Linked DNA regions of Homo sapiens: regions 2 and 3 are each linked to region 1. A link is a contact called in ENCODE Hi-C or POLR2A ChIA-PET data. All regions are on one chromosome and are shown on one strand. The core of a region is the stretch at or near the end of the contact, and the rest is flanking DNA. Distances in the headings are between cores, read along the strand shown.

What was found. A loop is a pair of places that touch in the nucleus more often than their neighbours do. ChIA-PET counts read pairs that join two places held with the same protein, here RNA polymerase II (POLR2A). Pooled maps may share reads with other maps.
Region 2: a loop to region 1 is called in a map of endothelial cell of umbilical vein, with 15 times the contacts of the local background. The contact joins the promoter of GCC1 here to the enhancer-like site in region 1. A Hi-C loop is called at or near these places in 1 of 168 maps with a recorded cell type or tissue (endothelial cell of umbilical vein), 2 of 37 single-sample maps with no recorded cell type and 5 of 50 pooled maps.
Region 3: a loop to region 1 is called in a map of mammary epithelial cell, with 19 times the contacts of the local background. The contact joins the promoter of ZNF800 here to the enhancer-like site in region 1. A Hi-C loop is called at or near these places in 1 of 168 maps with a recorded cell type or tissue (mammary epithelial cell), 16 of 37 single-sample maps with no recorded cell type and 10 of 50 pooled maps. POLR2A ChIA-PET finds 5 or more read pairs at or near these places in 1 of 52 experiments (RWPE1).

The regions. Positions count from the first base shown.
Region 1 is chr7:126,699,673-126,703,215 of GRCh38, reverse strand. The region is part of intron 7 of GRM8 (glutamate metabotropic receptor 8); the gene reads left to right. Among named protein-coding and RNA genes, the nearest start is that of MIR592, 360 kb to the left of the region's middle. RefSeq lists enhancers at 494-543, 1,876-2,195, 1,272-2,471. Within about 2 kb of position 2,020, at least 5 of the 41 ENCODE cell types and tissues checked have a DNase peak (open chromatin) inside an H3K27ac peak, as active enhancers do; they include endothelial cell of umbilical vein and mammary epithelial cell, where a contact is called at or near this core.
Region 2 is chr7:127,583,720-127,587,262 of GRCh38, reverse strand. It overlaps GCC1 (GRIP and coiled-coil domain containing 1), which reads left to right and starts at 1,667. Exons shown (of 2, transcript NM_024523.6): 1 at 1,667-3,112. The coding sequence starts at 2,081. All of the region lies in intron 1 of LOC105375490 (a long non-coding RNA gene), which reads left to right. RefSeq lists enhancers at 1-31, 1,549-1,598, 1,319-2,318, 2,319-3,319, 3,038-3,543.
Region 3 is chr7:127,391,172-127,394,714 of GRCh38, reverse strand. It overlaps ZNF800 (zinc finger protein 800), which reads left to right and starts at 2,007. Exons shown (of 6, transcript NM_176814.5): 1 at 2,007-2,655; 2 at 3,100-3,218. The coding sequence starts at 3,158. RefSeq lists enhancers at 1,208-1,337, 2,078-2,207, 2,052-2,552 and silencers at 1,648-2,047, 2,448-2,847.

The sequences.
Region 1 (3,543 bases), core at 771-3,270:
CTACTGACATAGTCCTATACTAATCTTCCTGCTTTAATTCCTTTTCTGCAAGGCATCTAGTCTAATATTCTTAAAACTAGATCATGCCTGATTGAAACTCCTCAATGAATTCCCAATATACTAGGAAAAATCTGAACTTGTCTCTCACTGACATGGCCCTAATCAGACTCCCACAGTGTCTCATTTTCCGCATTCCCACCTCTTCATTCCTCCAGCAACAGTGACTTTATTCTTGTGGCTTGAACGTGCCAAGTCTTTTCCCAGCCTTGACCCTGTACGCTTGCTATTTTCTCGGTCTGGAATTCTCTTCCCCTTATTTGCCACATGACTCCTTTTCATTCTTTAGGTCTTTATCACTTAGCATTCTGTGACAGATAACAGAAACCACTCCATTTTAATCAGAAGGGAACTTAACATGGTAAGTTAGTGCTTACAATTTTTTAGAAGGTCTTGGGAATAGCTCTTGATGTGGAACTATTCCAGACTCCAAGAACACCACCACAGAACTGGCCCTCTACATCTGCCTCATCAGGAAGCTGGGGAGTTAGAAGACTGCTGTCCCAACTGCTGGCTTCAGGGTTGTACTACTATAACCATGAGTAGGGGATCAGGAAGTGGGGTCAGAACCATTACCTTCAGGAACACATCTTATGTGCTGTCTGACAATAAGGAGACTGGACTTCTGTGCCAGTGAAGTAGACACCTTCTCTGCCACTGCGTCGTCCTTCTACAGTTTAGTTCTGAATCAGTGCTTCGCATGAGTATATCTGGTTGTCTGTGTCTAAATCCAGATCCCTAGCTGCGGAGGAGGATATGAAACATAGCTTTTAGCTTTCCAGTTTCTGGAGTACAAGAAGGTATGCAAAATGAGGTTGAAACAGATGATGGTCTGCCAGAAGGCCTCCCCTCATTACACCTGTCCATCCCATGAAATCCTATTATATCATCCTCTTTATTCCCATAATAGCAGTTATTGTAATCTCTATCCTTTTTAATTTGTTTTTCATTTGTATACTGTGTGAGTCTTCCACTGCTGGACTGTAAGCTCCACAAGGCAAGGGGCTTTCCTCACTTATGCAGGACTTGGCATGTGCGAATGCTAGCACAAATGTGTTGCTGAATTGAGTTGAATAAATGAATAAATAGAGCCTGCTTATTATTTCTATATTCACTAAACGACACTCATTGGTCTCTGACAAGATTCCCTTTTAGTTGGGGTGACCAAATAACTTGTTGTTCAAATAGGGACACTTCGGAGAAAGAAATGGGTAGCATGATTAATAATTATACTAAGACAGAAGGCATGACATGGGGCTGTCTAAAGCAAACCAGGCATATAGTCATTAACTCATTATAATCACTATTCTCTGACAGACTTATCTTCTTAGGTTGCCGAAGAGGGATCCAGATGTCTCTACCCTGGCCAACTCTTTTTACTCCTTCATTTTCCAGTAGTTGGGTAAGAATTTTGGTTGCATGGACTATAACAATAGTTTTATACTTCTTGTAGGATTTCTAAAACTAAAAAAAAATTCTCACAATATTTTACTATCTAGACTATTTGAACTTGATTCTAGATCTTGTAACAAAAATCAAAAGCAGGGTTCTAGTGTATGGTTTTCCAATGTCATTTTAAGTAGGTTACTCAGCAATCACTGGGAGAGTTTACTAGAAACAGATTTTTAAAAACATCTCTCTTGGAGCTACTGATTTCTTTAGAGGAGCTCAAGAATCCATTCCTTGTAAAACTACCAGTGAGTATGGCGCATGGTTAGATTTAAGAACCATGAGATAAGAAGCGTCTGAGCCCTCTTCTATATTTGGTACAAGGATTAATAAGTACTTTTAACATATATAATCATTGGCATTAACTACGATAAAAGCTGTAAATGACTCAGCAGTGGGAACTGACAGGCTACTGTGCTCCAGCGTGCAGGATGTCTGTGTGATGTGATGCATGTGTTTGCAATACAAGGCAGCCCACCCCCAACCTTCCGGGCCTGCAGCTGAGATCAACTGTGACTAACCTGATTCCAAAACTAGCTGACTCATTTCATTGCTTCCTGTTTCTCTTATTATACTTTGAAGTGTTTTCAGTGAAGAGCCTAGCACTCTGCCCAGTGTACTGTAAGTGCTTGGTAATTATTGGTTATATATATATACACACATATATATATACATTTATTAAAAGAAGGAAGGAAGAAAAGAAGGAATGGAAGAGAAGGGGAGAGGGAGGGAAGGAAGGAGGGATCAAGTAATGAGGCAATATGGTAAATATAGTAGAGAAACAAATTTACTGTTCTTTATCAGGATGCAATTTTAGGAATTTAGGATTTAGGAACATAAACACAAAGTATCTTGGGAACAGGACAAAATTATGTCCTCTGTTGTTTCAGATGACTTGTTAAAAACTGAAATTTTGTTGCACTGGTTTTTACACATCTGAGTGCTAAGGTAACTGCTTGTTTGACTGAATGTAACTTAAAAATATATGTAATGGACATTTTTTATTTCTTTAAATGGTGTAACAGGTTGATGTGAGAATGGACCTGCTCAGGGTGAACTAAATTGGGACTGGAGTCCCAATTTATCACCCTCATCAAATTATGTAATTTATTTCTTTCAAAATATTAAACTTTAAAATACAGATTATAATAACATTTATTTTAGGATTATGAGAATATGAGAATCAAGTGAGCTAATGAATGAGAATCATTGTTTTGAGAATCAAGTGAGCTAATGAATGAGAAAGTTCTAGGAAATATTTTAAAGTGAGATTAAAAAAGATTACTTGCCCTTTTCACTGAAACAGGTTTTCTTAAAAATCAATCATTAATAACTAGAATATAGAGGCATGCTGTATTCAAATCTGTTGCAGTCTTCAGCCTTATTTTCATTATATTGAGTTCTTGATTTCTTGATATATTTTGCGTCCAACATGGTTTCTTTCAGATACCAGTATCTGAAAGAGCTTTTTAATGAAATAGATTTTTAATATTCATTCATTGTCTAGATATTGTGAAATTGCTGTTGTTCTATACCAATCTTAGACATAATACAACCTGCAGTTACTGATGTGAAATTGAATGGAGAAACTTCATTCTGTAAAGTTGAATCAGTGATTAAAATAACCCTATGAACTATCTGAACAGTGTGTGTGCCTTGGTTCTGGTTTTCTTCTATCTAATTGTAGTCCCAATATCAGTTAACATCCTCCATCTCCCTGTGCAGTGATGCTTACTTACTCTGAACAGATGTTATAGTGACTGGAAAAAAATCAGTTTATCCATCAATAGACCTAGATCTCATATCTCCTAAAAATGTACTTTCCATCATTCTCTTTTGAGCCAGTATTTATTATTGTCCCAAAAAATGTGCATTGCAACTGGAGAGATGCAGCCAGCTTAGGCAAGCATGCCTCTAGTGGGCTTAGGGCATTTCTGGGCCACTCTGTCTCTTTATCTGGAGGCTGGAAATGATTGTTTGACACACACCAAAGGGAGAACTTCATCAGACACTGAAAATGGTACCTTGTAGCCTGCA
Region 2 (3,543 bases), core at 418-2,917, 880 kb before region 1:
GCCATTTCTTGAGGATTTGGCTTCAGCACTCCTCATAACTCTTCCGTTATTTCATCATCTATAAAATGAGACTTGTTCTAACTTAAGGGGTTATGGTGAATCTTAAAATGATTTGATAATGTGACTGAATGTTATGTATAATACAGCTTGATGTTATTTGGGCCACTGAGAAACGGGGTCTGAACAGACCTCCAGGGCCTGCCCCATCCTGATCTGCAAAGTCTGTAACAAGGACAGACTTTGGGAAACAGGTATGAGTGAGTGAATGACTTTCCTTTTCTCTTCAGTCATAGACTTGCATCCCTAAGAAGGCTTTTACGAGGCTGAAGAGTACATTTTAGAGAGTTCCAATATAATAACAGAACTAGTGTTCACCAAGTTAGGTCAATTCTACATTTAGCTCTTTTATCAGCCTCTTTGCTTCCATCTCTGTTGTCACTACCTTCTGTTCCCCATGACTGAAAGTCTCCTCACAGGTTTCCTGCCCCTTGTTCCCTCCAACATGTCATACAAGTCTTGATGACATCCCACTTTTCAGATTAAAATCCATTAGGGCCTTACTATAACCCAAGATAAAATTTAAATGCCATAAGTTGGGTCCCTACCTATTGTGCCAGCCCCTCTGTTGTCACCTCCTTCACATACCCTAAGCTACTGAATGCTTTCTGGGTGAGTCAAACTCCGATACCCTACAGGTCTTTGCATTTTTTTCCACCTGCCTGGAATGCTAGTTTCCCTGATCTCTGGTTAGGTGGACAATCACGACTCATCCTTCAAATCCCAAAGTATTATTCCCAAGAGCCTTCCATGCCTCACCTAGACAGGCCTCTTTCCTCTTAACTTTCATACCACTTTGAATATACCCAGACATACTGGTGTGATAGCAGGACATATTTGTATGTCTGGTTCCTCACTAGATTGCGAGCTCCCTGAGGGCAAGGTCGTGTCTCTTAATGGTGTTACCATCTGGCACAGCACGTGATACGTTGAGAATCAGACTGATTAGAACTCCTAAACTTACTAGCTGTGTGACCTTGGGCATGTTACGTATAACCTTTCTGCCTCATGTTTTCATATCTGTAAAATAGTGCTAATGAGTATAGTGCTTACAAGAATTACTGTAAAGACTAAATAGCAAAACTCTTGTGAGCTCCTGGTATATAGCTGGCACTCAGGATAGACATGGCTATAGAGTGCCCTCCGTAAATATTTGTGGAATCAACTCAGCAGAACTAAGGAAGGGTACTATTAGGCTGTATGCCTACTAGGTACCAAGCACTGTGCTATAGAGGACTGCAGTTTTCGTGGTCTAAATGGGAGTCTTAATTGTTGCCTTTTAGGGACCATGGGTCCTGAGCTCCCAAATCGTTGGATGCGTCGTTCACCTGGGTGTTTGGTAAGAATGCAGTGCGACGTTGCTCTGTCGCTCGCTGAGCGTAGCCCGAGGTCAAGCTTGGGCGCTCTCACAAAACCGGTGCCACTCTGGTGTCTTCGACTTTGCTGGCTTCGCCTTTCCCAAGCCTGTTTTTTGCCGCTCGCGGCCCCACTGCGTTCTCAACAGGCCGCGCCCACCCACCGGCCGACTTGGCCCCGCCTACCTTGGGCCCACTGGGGGCGGAGCCTGCGGCGCCTCGCTGACGTCACTTCCAGCGGACACGGAAGCGCCGTTGTCGGCAGGCAGCTTTAGTTAGGATGTCGTGATGGGACCGAGCTCAGCGTAACCCTCTGGCCGACGTGGGCCGAGGGGGCCGGCCCGGGCTGCTGTGGCCCAGACGAGCGGAGAGTGCGGAGCGGCTTCTGGGCCAGCGCTAACGAGCCCTGGCAGTGCGCACCTCTGGTGCCAGTGTCGCCCCGCCTCCGGGGTAGAATCCGCCCCAGCCCTCCGGGCCTGGGACCGGGCGGCCGCTTTCGCCAGTCCGTCCGGCCGTTCCGCATTAGGTCCGGGATAACTAGGTGGAGTAGGTGTGCGGCCCGCCGCCGGACAGCCCGCTCGCTGTTTCTTTAAGCCCCCGCCTGCGTCTTCACGGCCCTCTCCCGTTCTGCTGGAAAGCTGACGTGGGGCAATCCGTTCAGACCCTCCATGGAGAAGTTTGGGATGAATTTCGGGGGCGGCCCGAGCAAGAAGGACTTGCTGGAGACTATAGAGACCCAGAAGAAGCAGCTTCTCCAGTACCAGGCACGGCTCAAGGATGTGGTCCGTGCCTATAAAAGCCTGCTGAAGGAGAAAGAGGCATTAGAGGCCAGCATCAAGGTGCTGTCGGTATCCCACGAGGCAGATGTGGGCCTCGCAGGTGTCCAGCTTCCAGGCCTCACCTTTCCTGACTCTGTGGATGACCGGTGCTCCACTCACAGCGAGGATAGCACTGGGACCGCCACTAGCTTGGATACTGCGGCCAGTCTCACCAGCACCAAGGGTGAGTTTGGGGTAGAAGATGACAGACCGGCCCGTGGACCACCACCTCCAAAGTCCGAAGAGGCCAGTTGGTCCGAGAGTGGCGTTAGCAGTAGCAGTGGGGATGGGCCATTTGCAGGTGGGGAGGTGGACAAAAGACTGCACCAGCTGAAGACTCAGTTGGCTACTTTGACCAGTTCTTTGGCTACAGTCACTCAGGAGAAGTCCCGCATGGAGGCTTCTTACTTGGCTGACAAGAAAAAGATGAAACAGGACTTAGAGGATGCCAGTAACAAGGCGGAGGAGGAGAGGGCCCGCCTGGAGGGAGAATTGAAGGGGCTGCAGGAGCAAATAGCAGAAACCAAAGCCCGGCTTATCACGCAGCAGCATGATCGGGCCCAAGAGCAGAGTGACCATGCCTTGATGCTGCGTGAGCTCCAGAAGCTGCTGCAGGAGGAGAGGACCCAGCGCCAGGACTTGGAGCTTAGGTTAGAAGAGACCCGAGAAGCCTTGGCAGGACGAGCATATGCAGCTGAACAGATGGAAGGATTTGAACTGCAGACCAAGCAGCTGACCCGTGAGGTGGAGGAGCTGAAAAGTGAACTGCAGGCCATTCGAGATGAGAAGAATCAGCCAGATCCCCGGCTGCAAGAACTTCAGGAAGAGGCTGCCCGCCTTAAGAGCCATTTCCAGGCTCAGTTACAGCAGGAAATGAGAAAGGTAATTATCCATATCTCTTTCAAACATCAGCCATTGACCTGAAGTGAGAAATATTAGGGTTTTTTTCCTCCTTTGCTAGTTAGAGCTAAGTGTCTATACTGTCATTTTTGATGCCACCTGAGAAGTTCCACTAGTGAACCTGGGAAGTCCTGTTCTATGCGGTGTTGACATATGTGCTTCCAGGAGGATGTGGAGCTTCTCAGTGTAGGCTGGGTTGAAGCCAGACAGCTCTGCACTTCTGGGCATTGGCATCTTACCAGCTGTGCTCTATGAAGCAGTATAGTGGCAGCTGTATAGTAAAAGGTAGCGTGTCTTCTGTTGGTATGTGCCTCTAGGAAGAGTGGCCGAAGGCAAAGGGGATTTTCTCAGAAGTAACCTCTTGTCATTGCCTTTACTCAAGATGTGCCTGTTCTGGAGAAGTGCTATTTTCC
Region 3 (3,543 bases), core at 758-3,257, 690 kb before region 1:
TTTTTTTTTTTTTTACTCACACCTGGTCAGCAAACAACTGATATATCTGAAGCAAAGCTTTTTCAGGGTTAGAACAATTTAGACTTGCATATTCATTTTTAAGCCTATGATAAATATGTTTATTACATAAAAGTAGGAAAAGATCCTCTGAAAATGCAGAAAATATTTTACCTCACATTTTACCACGCAGAGGTCTCCAGTGTAGATATTTGCATGTTTCTTTCAGTCTTTTTTCACTGCATTTTTTGGAGTGACATTGAGCTTTATTAGTGTATACCATTTTCATATTATTACAGCCTTCTTACTGCGTTTCAAAATTTTTCTGCTTATTAAAGTTTTATATACTTAATTTACAAATTTTGCAAAGTATACAAAAGAATAAAATAAAAATCATTCATAATTGCACTGTTACAGCCCACTGTTAAAATATCACATTTCAAAATACTTCTTTTTTGTTGCTTAAGCATATTCCATACAACTAAATTTTATATAAAATGTGATTTTTATTGGCTGCATAACAAACACTATCACAGAAGTATCATAACTTATTTTACATTAATTTATAAACTGTGGCATTTCATATTTTAGTTTCACGTTGGGTGATGCCTCTTAACTATGGGACAGATATATATGATCATACCACTTATGTGACTAGTTAAAGATCACGTTTCTATCCCTTTCTTGTCATCCCCTAGAATCAAGCTGCTGCAATCCCCGGAGACCTAATGCAAACGCTTCACCTCCTGGACCCAAGCCATCCCGCCCCCCGCCCCCGCCTCTCCCGTAGCTGGGACCACAGGCACGCGCCATCCTGCCCGGCTAATTTTTTTTTATTTGGTTGAGAGGGCGTTTTGCCATGTTGCCAGGCTGGTCTCTAACTCCTGGGCTTAAGCGATCCTCCCGCTTTGACCTCCCGAAGTGCTGGGATTACAAACACCAGCCACTGCGCCTGGCCCAACATTTTTAAAGTAACAAATGTATCAATTTACAAACTTTCCTTTGGATTTTGAAAACTGAACTTTTTCTCTTCTAAACAAAGTCTATCTACTGAACTTCAGTTTTTTCAGGACCCCGCACAATGGCAGCTTAAGTTGGACCAACTGGAAAGGTTTTCAGTGGATCTTGGGGAGGATCGGAGACAAGGCGAATGGGCTTTATTCTCTTAAAATTTCCTGACGGGCGGTGGACACATATTTGCTTGATGTCACCAAGAGCAAGAATTACGTTCCAGGAGCTGGGAGGAAACAACGGAGGCGGCTCTCTCGCCCCCAAGAAGCGGCCCTTGGTTGGCAGAATTTGACAGATGACTGGGATCTTCGAGGATTTTCCAAGCAGGATCGGGGCGCAGAAGAGGAGGGAAAGTGCGTGAGCCCACGTGACCCAACTCCACTTTCAAGTTTGAGAAGCGGAGCTGCCAGGATAAATACCCATCTGCTACCAATAGATGCTTTCCCTCCCTTGGGCCTGATAAAAGAATCCCCAAGTTCCGGGAGGCATGCTTCGAAAATTGTTGGCAGGAAAAAAATGTTCAACTTTTGCCATTTAGCAATGCACTGACAGCCTTTTGGGGATCATCACTACTTATGGCTCATACATCTGCCCACCGCTTCCTAAGTCCTCTCCCAACCCTCCCCGAGTTTCAGTTCCACTGAACAGAGAACAGCGAGAGCAACAGTTTGGTGGCCGAGCAGCCCGTCTCCGTGGGCGCGCACGCCGCATCGCGGGCCTCACACCTCACTTTGGGCTTCGGCTCTCGGTCGGCCCGAGACTCCGGCCGCGGCCCTGGTGTCCCCCGCCCCGGTTCCCTCCCCTCGGACACGGCCCTCGCGCCGGCGGCCCCGGTCCCCTCCCCACCGGCCGCGGCGGGCACAGCGCGTCGCCTACCCACAGGCGGGGGCGCCGGCCGGGCGCATGCGCGCGGCGCTCCCGGGCGTGCCGGCCACACTCCCCCCACCCACTCGGTGAGCTTGTCACTTCCTGCCCTCGCCCCATCTCCGTCCGGGGTCAGTCAGTCGCTCCCTGTCGCTGCCGGAGAGTCTCTGCTTCCCCCTTCCTACGCGCTCCGCGGCGGTAGCTCGGGCTCTCCGGAGGAGGGGGCGACAGAGTAAAAGAGAGGCTGACTTAATAAAGTTTCCTGAAACAACAACTACCACCGAAAAGGCCCAAGGTTGGGGGAGACCCCCATTTTTCTCCGCCCCTCTCCTAAAGCCTGAGGGACCGTTGCAGGTGGAGCGGCGCTGGTGGGACCCGGGTTGCGGCGGCAGCCGTTGCCCCGGCGAGGGAAGCCTCAGGTCCTGCCCGCTCCGGTTCCGGCTCCTTCGGTGGTGGCGGCGGCAGCTGCTGCCGGGCGGTTCCTCCTGTCAACTGCCTCCGCCCGCGCGCCTCCCGCCTAGCCACACAGCGCGGAGGACGCCGTGAGCCGCCGCCGCAGTCGTCTCGGCCCGCGGAGGGACGTGGTGAGCTGTGGCGCTTCCGCGTCAGCGCCGGCGGGGACTCTTTGGGAGCGCGTCGGGCCCGAGTCCGGGTTCCCCCGCGTGGTCAGCGGAGGCTGCGCCAGGTGGGGCCCGCAGCCGCCTCCCACGCCAGGCTGTCCCCGCGGCCGCCCGGCCTGCCTTCCTTCCTTCCGCCCGCCCGCCGGCCCGCCCTAAGAGTTGAGTAAGTTGGGCGCACTTGGTTGTGGGGACGGGGTCTCCGCCAGGGAGACCCCAACGCACGTGCGTAGCGGGAGGGCGCGGCGTGGGCCAGCAGCCGGCGGGAGCGGCACCTCCGTAGTCCCGGAGCCCGGCGGTGCCCGCCGCGCTCTGCGCTCCGTTTCCGCGCGCCCGCCCGGGACGGCGAGGCCGCAGCCGCCCGCGCTGCCGGCCAGGCCTTCGCCCTGCGCTGCGCACCCGAGGCTGCGTTTCCGGGTAGGGCGATGAACCTGTGTGGGGAGTTTGGGCTGCAGGAGGGTTTGTGCGTCTTTCTGTTTTCTTTTCGAGAGGGAGGTGCGGGTCCGTGGAGGGAAAGCGGAGAGCTGATGATGGGAACGTATCTGGAAAATGCAGCCAGTGCCCCCCAGGAAGTTCAGGGCGAGTGACGGGTTTGTGCTTCTTTCAACAGCCACGCCGCAATGAAGAGCTTCTTACAGTGAAAGCAAAGTAGGTCGAGTCCACTGAAAATGCCTTTAAGGGACAAATACTGTCAGACTGACCACCATCATCACGGATGCTGTGAACCAGGTAGACCCCTCTTCGTCCGCAGTTGCTTTGCCCTCCATCAGAGCCACTCTGCCTTCTCTTTTTTTCTAGCTTTTTTTCCTCCTGCCCCAGTAGTCATTCTTAAGCAGGCTATGATATTCCCTAGCATAAGCCAGTTATGAAGCTAAAAGCTTGTACAAACAAGAGGTCTCCCCTGCTTGATCCCTTAAAAAAAAGTACTGCAAGTGTCACCTTAAATCATTTCCACAAGATCAGTCGCTCAGTCTTTTTTCTTTCTTTTTCAAGGCATCCTGCAGTTAATATACTCCTATGGTCTGTAAATGTTTAAAATTGAAGAGAAAGGAAA